2 separate regions of the Homo sapiens genome follow, and region 2 is linked to region 1. A link is a contact called in ENCODE Hi-C or POLR2A ChIA-PET data. All regions are on one chromosome and are shown on one strand. The core of a region is the stretch at or near the end of the contact, and the rest is flanking DNA. Distances in the headings are between cores, read along the strand shown.

Evidence for each region. A loop is a pair of places that touch in the nucleus more often than their neighbours do. ChIA-PET counts read pairs that join two places held with the same protein, here RNA polymerase II (POLR2A). Pooled maps may share reads with other maps.
Region 2: a pooled map shows a loop between it and region 1 (5-fold over the local background). The contact joins the promoter of TREML2 here to the enhancer-like site in region 1. A Hi-C loop is called at or near these places in 5 of 50 pooled maps. POLR2A ChIA-PET finds 5 or more read pairs at or near these places in 3 of 52 experiments (CD4-positive, alpha-beta T cell, K562 and activated CD4-positive, alpha-beta memory T cell).

Annotation. Positions count from the first base shown.
Region 1 is chr6:41,026,604-41,030,549 of GRCh38, reverse strand. UNC5CL (unc-5 family C-terminal like) reads left to right here. Exons shown (of 9, transcript NM_173561.3): 8 at 49-162; 9 at 1,955-3,655. The coding sequence ends at 2,177. Among named protein-coding and RNA genes, the nearest start is that of UNC5CL, 11 kb to the left of the region's middle. RefSeq lists a silencer at 2,252-2,361 and enhancers at 2,502-2,701, 2,772-2,841. Within about 2 kb of position 2,414, at least 28 of the 41 ENCODE cell types and tissues checked have a DNase peak (open chromatin) inside an H3K27ac peak, as active enhancers do.
Region 2 is chr6:41,199,899-41,203,664 of GRCh38, reverse strand. TREML2 (triggering receptor expressed on myeloid cells like 2) reads left to right here and starts at 2,516. Exons shown (of 5, transcript NM_024807.4): 1 at 2,516-2,711. The coding sequence starts at 2,657. RefSeq lists an enhancer at 2,228-2,297.

The DNA of each region.
Region 1 (3,946 bases), core at 1,165-3,664:
GGGTCTGTTTGTCCCTTTCTTCCAAGAACACCCTTTTCCCTGCCTAAGGCTGCCCCCAGAGCTCTTTGAGCAGCTGCGGATGTTATTGGAGCCAAACAGCATCACCGGCAATGACTGGCGCAGACTGGCCTCCCACCTGGGGCTTTGCGGCATGAAGATCCGGTAGGAAGAGGGGTGAGGTCTGTGGATGGTAGAGGAGGGTGGGCTGGAATGGGGTTCCTCAGGACACTCTGGAGACTGGATCACAGGCAAGGGAGTGACTTAAAAGTCAGAGAATGGCTACTGTCCACCCTATTTCCCATAAAAGGGCAGCTCTATTAATCACTGTATCATCAGTACCTAGAATGATGCCTGGTGCATAGTAGGTGCTCAATTAACATTTAACAGTGAATCCATTAACATGGAAGTTATTTGGTACATGTTGAGTGCTTGCCATGCTATGCCCTGAGGAGGAGCAAGACAGATTATAGGATAATGTGTGTAAAGCATGTAGCTGGGTGCCTGACACTTGTTAATTCAATAAATGTTATCAATAATGGTGACAGTGCAGTCATGATCCCTGTCAAGGAACTCAGAAAGCAGGAGAATACTGAGCTAAGCTCCAGAAACTACACTATGAGTGCAGCGGTCAGGGAAGACTTTATCCTGGTGATGGGGCTAGAGCTGGACCCTGAAAACAGGGTGGATTTTTATTTATTATTATTATCATTATTTGAGACGGAGTCTTGCTCTGTCGCCCAGGCTGGAGTGCAATGGCGCAATCTTGGCTCACTGCAACCTCCATCTCCCGGGTTCAAGTAATTCTCCTGCCTCAGCCTCCCGAGTAGCTGGGATTACAGGCACACGCCACCATGTCCAGCTAATTTTTTATTTTTAGTACAGACGGGGTTTCACCAGGTTGGCCAGGCTGGTCTGCAAACTACAGGGTGGATTTTTAAATCATTCATTTAAACATTTATCAAGTACCTATTATGCCCTGGAAACTGTGCTAAGCACTATGATACAAGATGAATGAGGCATGGTCCCGGCGCCTAGGAGCGCACACACTAGTAAAGGGTTCAGAGAGCTTGAAAAATAAAGGCAAGTGTTCCTTGTGCCTTCCTGTAAGAATCCAGTATTGTATAACACATTGAAGAGAGACAGAAAACAGCTGAAGCAAGAATAATAATGAACTGCGGGCGTTATGACCAGAAGTCTGAACTGAGGGATGCAGAATGTTCTCTTCCACCTGGGAGGGGTGAACTAGAAAGGGCTTCAGGGAGGAAGTGATGGGGAAGAGATCAGCCATTTTGTTTTGGGGAGTAGCAGAGGTGGCTGTGGGTGTAGTGTGTGCAAGGCGAGAAAGAGAGAGGCCTGAGCTAAGGGGGTTCAGGATGGGAGAAAGGAGAGAAAGCATAAAGACAGGGCAAGGCCAGGTGCTGGATGAGCCAGAAAGGCTCATGGAGCGTGGGCTGGTTAGGAGGTGAGAGACTCTGGAAGGTTTTAGTGGACGGGAGAGTCGTGATAAAAAGCCATGGTTTACAGCAACTGTTTCCTTAGTAGTGAGCAGGATGTTGTGGCCTAGGAGAGAGGGAGGAAGGAGGGAGTTAGGAGGCTAGGGGGAGGCTAGGGGTGTATTTGGAGTGGGGGAGGTAGAGAAGGCAATTACAGAACATCAGAACTGTAGCAAACTTAGAGGTCCTCTTGTCTAAGCCCTCATCTTAATAAGAGGAAACTGAAGCCTAGAGAGGAGTAGGGGTCAGAGTTGGCCTCCAAGCCAGGACAATCTCAAGTTTCAAAGCCCTGGGGCTTCCCACCTCCTGTGCCCTGGAAGGCAGGCAAGAGCAGGACAAGGACAAAAGCTACAGGATGGGGAAGGGACGGACCTTGCGCTGCGCAGCCCAGGGAGCCTGCAGCAGGGGGGGAGCCCCTCCCTGCTCCTACACCCTTCTCTTCCTCCCCTACCTCGGGCCAGGTTCCTGTCCTGCCAGCGCAGCCCCGCAGCGGCCATCCTGGAGTTGTTTGAGGAGCAGAACGGCAGCCTGCAGGAGCTGCACTACCTCATGACCGTCATGGAGCGGCTAGACTGCGCCTCCGCCATCCAGAACTACCTGAGTGGGACACACGGCGGCAGCCCAGGCCCCGAGCGCGGGGGCGCCCGGGATAACCAGGGCCTGGAGCTGGACGAGAAGCTCTGAGCGCCCAGCGGGCAGGGCCGGAGGAGGTGTAGGGGCGAGAGGGGTTGTTCTCCTACGCCTAAGAGGAACACAGCAGCTGTTCCTGGCTGTGCCCACCACCCTTCCCAGAACCCTCGGACGGTGCCAGGGCCGCCCGCGTCCTCGCCAGCCTCCCAGCAGCAGGCGCGCCCTTCCGGCCGCGAGCTGTCCCGCGTGCGGGTCCCCTCCTGGCCGGCAGAGGGCGCAGGAGCCCAGGAGATGGCCTCAGCGTGGCCAGCCTGCCAAACTGACCAGGGGACGGCCACGGTCCCCGCGTGCACTTTAGGGCCGGTCAGGCCCTAAAGTATTCACTGAGCACTTAGGAAGACCGGGCATTGGGCTGGTGTCATGAAGAATACTGGAATATAGGAGGTAGGGTCTGGAGCCCTGACAAGCACACAGTTCTTTTGCAGGAGTCAAGATGTGCTCATAGGAGCCAAGGGCAAACTCGAAAACAGCCCTGCCCTGTGGTTAGGGGAGGTGGGTGTGGCTTTAGGAGTTGAGAGGGGAAGAGCTGAGTGCGGGCTGGAGCAGCGAGAATGCTTCACGGAGGATGTTGGGGAGAGAGGATTTGATTTGCCGAGTGGTTTGGAGATCTTTAGGGGCGGGTAGGGGAAGAGGGTGGCTGGACTTAAGGTAGGAGCCGAAAGTGGGCATGGGAGCCCATCCCCGTGGGTGTGAGGCCGGGGTAGGACCAGGCTTCCCGGCTAGGCACGCCTGGCTGGCTGCCTCTGCCTCTACTAACTTCCTTTGTCTCTTTATCCTCCTGCTTAGGCCGTGTCTTCCTCTCTCTCTGCCATTTTCTCTATCAGAAAACATTAAAGCTGAGTAGAAACTTCAAGATGATCATTCTGGCCCAGCCCTTTTATCTCTTTATCTCCAATGGTGTGCGTTTTAAGTTTCTCTGACTTGGTTTTTCTGTCCCTGTCTCCCACAGTTGTTCCCGCTCTGCACCTGTGTTTCAGTTACTCTCTCTCTCTGTCTTAGATCTTTTTGTTTCTGCCTAGTCTCTGTGCCCTGTCTTTGTGTGTTTCTTTCTCTGCCTGAAACCCTCCCTCTTTTCCCTTCAGGCATATGTCTCTAAACCAATGTTATGTATCAAAGACTGTTGAAAGAGACAGGGCTACTCTAGGAATGGATGGGTGGGGATATTTTCCCCATGGATCAAGATCCAGTTTAGGGTTGGGAAATAAAGGATAGGGATAAAAGAGGCACCCCATTCAGTCAGCAGATACTTATTCAGCACCTACTATGTGTTTGATACTGTATACAAAAGACATGAATGGGCTGGGTCCTGAACAGAGAATAAAGGGTTTGACTCCATTCTGGAAATTCTTTTGTTTGCAAACAGGTGTTGTTAATTTGTTCAAAGGCAGGCAAACAATCTCTCTGGCAACACAATTTTCTTCTGTATTTAATTAAAAAATATTAAAGCTTTTTTTCTATGATGAATGATAAAATATGAAAATTGCCTTCCTTTGTTACTAACTATATTTTGCTCAGATTGGCAAATTTGGATGTGAGTATGAATGATTTTATTTGGTAAAATTGTACCTATGGGGATGGGTTGGAGGGAAGCATTTTGTAGATTGTGCTTCCAGTATGAAAATTACCTGGGTCCCGCATGGTAAGTCAGGGAGGTTCCCTTCCTTTTCTGTTAGATGCAAGCCTTCAGAAGCAGGCCTTTCCATCCCTTCCCTGTTCCCCTATCCCCACCAGTCCTCTCCTACCCTTCTCATCTGTCCTCCTTA
Region 2 (3,766 bases), core at 1,267-3,766, 170 kb before region 1:
TGCTTCACTTTTCCATTCTGGAAAGAGAGAAATGACAGGAAAAAACCCCACCAGATCAGTGTTTGTCTGGGACTGAAGGGATGACTAACAAGGAGCAGAGGAAAGCTTTTCGGGATGATGGCACTCTTCTCTGTCTCCATTACGGCATTGGATACAAGTCTCTAGAACTCCCAGAACTCGTCACTGAAAAGGGTGAATAGTACTGTATGTAAATTAGGCCTTAATTTTTAAATGGGAAAAATAAATATAAAGACAAAATACACTGCTGTATTAAATCAAATGATAGATGTAAAAGTCTAATGTATACGTATTTTTAATGATTTTGACCAATGCTTCCAAATTTCTCTTAAGAAAGATTGAATCCAGTGCATACTTCCTCGATCAGCGAATGAATGTTTGATTCTTTCTACCCTCATCAGCACAGTGATCCCAAGGGTCACACTTTAGACGATGATTGGCTCAGTGCTGGGCGCACTGTATCAGTTTCATAGAATCATGGATTCCAAGCGCATAAAGTCCCCACAAGAGATAAATCCCCCACTCCTGAAGCAACTTACTGTTCTGATGGGGGAAGGGATGGAGGAACTTACTGTGTGTGCTGGGGAGGGGAGATGGCCCCTGAACTCAGGGAGCTCAGGAAGTTCTGAGGACTGGGTGAGAAACATTGAAAAAGGAAGGGTGAATAAGGAAAACAAAACACGTCTGTGAGCTGAGAGGTCTCAAGTGACAATCGTGTCTCATTCCTACGCCCCCAGTGCCTACCTAGCCCCATGCATAGCAATGAGGTTGTGGGAATGAACAAATGAATGAATGAATTAATGAGTGAGTGAATGAGTTGAGAGACTACAAAAGCTTAGGGTCAGCCGAGATAGACTTCTTTGCTTGGAGCTTGGGGCTTCAAGGTCAATTTAAGATTGTGGCCATGCAAGCTTGAGGACTTTTTGCTCTGAGTCCTGTTAAAATTAATGAAAATGGAGACCAGGCCTGAAGAGTCCCTGAGCAAAAATTAAAAAAACAGTTAGGCCTCATAAGTGACCTCAACTTTGCTTGATTTGCAAATATCAGTGAAACTTAACACGAGCTATTTCTTGTAAATGTGTATATTAAGGAAAAATAGAACTTAAGCTCAACCAATCAAAAGAAACTTATATAATTAACTAGGGTCTTTCCAACAGGATAGGCCAAATAAGGGAACTATATAACTATAACTAATTAAATATTTTCTTCAGTTTACTTGTCCTGTAGGAGTCTTCCCCTTGCATTCCCCCAGTGGAGCTCCTCAACCTCTTCTGTTTGGAGCTGCCTGATTCATGAATTGTTGTTTGCTGAAATAATCTGTTTAAAATTTTATTGTGCCTCAGTTTACCTTTTGACAGTCCCATCTAAGGAGTAGAAACATGGCACTAGTGAGTAGGGGGAGCATACATAATCACGGGAGTCCAGCTGGGTCCCCACACACTGAAGGAGCAGATGACACAGGTACCGGACATCAAAAATTGATGCTTCTGATTCTAGGCCTTGGGGTAAGTGAAGGGTGTGGTCTTGGGCCTAGTGCTGGGTCATTTCCACTGGAGCTGGTGGCTGTACAGGCGAGATAGCATTGAGCAGGAGGAAGTGGAGGGCACTTGCCTGCGTGCTGACGTAGGCTGGAGGCAGGGGAGGAAGGGGGTCTTGAGATGAGGTGGGTGAGGGGAAGTACTGCGGAGGCTGTAGGAAGCCTGCACGAGGGACTAGGAGTCTAGAGGGAGCTGATGGTGAGTAGAGTCGACAGGAGGAGAGGCAGGGAGAGGGACAGAGAGAGGAGACGTATGGATAGGGAAAAGGAGAGGCTGCTGGGGTGTGTGTGAGACTGTGTGCATGGGCGTGTGTGTGTGTGTGTGAAAGTGAATAAAAGACAAAGTGAGACTGTGAGTGTGAGTGCATGTGCATGCACACCTGTGTGTGAGAGTACAGGAACCCCTCCCTCAACCCAAAATTTATGCCCTGAGTCTTAACAATTTGCATTTTTCCCGCTTGACAAAAGTAAGATTTCAAGTGAGCCTGTAAGAGGTTATTTGCAACAGTGAACACAAGTGACTGTTCTGAGCAGCCAGGAGCCTGGGAGAGAGAGAGAGGAAGGAACAGAAAGAATCTGCAATGAATGAATGAATGAGAGTTTATAAGAACTTCCCTGTGAATGTATATATGTAAGAAACTAGGGTCTGAGATGCTCCATCTCAGCCTAAGAGCCCGCACCCCTGGGTCTCTGAGCCCAGAAGATTCCAGGAAGGTCTATACCTGACGTTCCAGAAGCCTCACCCCAGCCCCCTTGCTGGATCCTAGGGACCAGTTTCTGGGGGAGGTTGGGGAGGGCGGGGAGCCCTCTGACTGTGAGTCCTCCCGGCTTGGGGCCCCAGACTGGGTGGAGCAGCCACACCTGCCTGAAGTTCCGAGGAAAAGGGCGGAAACAGCTGCCAGCACCGCCCTCATAATAGGCTCAATGAATCCCTGCGGTTGGCTGGGGGCAGTGGGTCCCACACTGCCTCACTTCCCTAAATGGGCAGCTTCACTTTTAGAACCCCGGGTCCTTCCCTGGCAGGCCCAGGTGGCACATCCTGTGTCGGGTGGGCCCTCACCTTGGATCTCCAGGCCTGACACTGCCCAGCTGGATGGAACCATGGCCCCAGCCTTCCTGCTGCTGCTGCTGCTGTGGCCACAGGGTTGCGTCTCAGGTGAGGGGAGAAGGGGCTGACTTGTGGAGGAGGGAGTGGGTACAGAGGCAGGAGCTCAGGGCCTTTTTCTTACCCTCCTTACCAGCAGTTTTCTTGTTTAGTGTTTTGTGGGTTGGGGAAGGAGGAGATTAGGGCTGACTTAGCTCTTTACCCTAATATCAGGCCCCAGGCGAAGCTAACCCAGGCCTCCCAAGCCAAGATAAAGCTCTGGACCCTCTCTGCATTGGCTCCTTTATCTGCTAGGCTTCCTCAGGCTTTAAAGCAGAGCCCTCAATTTCCTCACACAAATAGCTTTCTCTGCTTGGCCTCTGTCAGGAAGCCCTGCTTAGTTATGACAGCAATCATTGCATCATGTGTGTTTTGAACTGAATTTGAACATTTTTCTTGAAATGCTGATGCCACATCCTGTCCCTGCCTCTGTCCTGAAGGGACCAGTGTGTGAATGCCTTTCCCACCTCACAGATACCAATGCTCCTTGAGGAACCTCACCCATTCCTGCCCCTCTCGCTGCCATGGCAACCAAGTTACCACTTCCTGTTCAGTTCTGGGCATGGTGGGGGTTGGCAAAACTCACCACTGCCTGTGAGAGGGGTGGGAGGTGTAGGCACACATGAAGACATTGCCCTGGAGACCCATCCCAAGGTCACCCAACTCTGCACCTCCCAGAGGGTAGAGAAACAGCTTCCCACTGCCAGGGCAGAAAGGGGTCTCTCTTGTGCTAAGAAATCCTGGGCTCATCCACCAAATAATGAAGTTGGATCATTCTGTTTAGTTTGCAAGGGACAGAGGGATGCTTAGAGAGGGTGCTGCTTCACACAGAGCCTCAGCTCTAGTGGCTGCTGGCTGGGACTTGGGACGGATATCCTGGATTCTGGTGGGACAGATGTCCTGGATTCTGGGCCCTTGACTGTCACAGCTCTGGGTTCCATTGGGGGAACTGGGAGGCCCCAGCATGTGGGAAAAGGAAGCATGAGTTGAGCATGCACTGTGTGCAAAGCACTGACCTGGGGCAGAATTCTCACAGCAACCTGTGAGGGGTGTGGTGCTATTCTCAC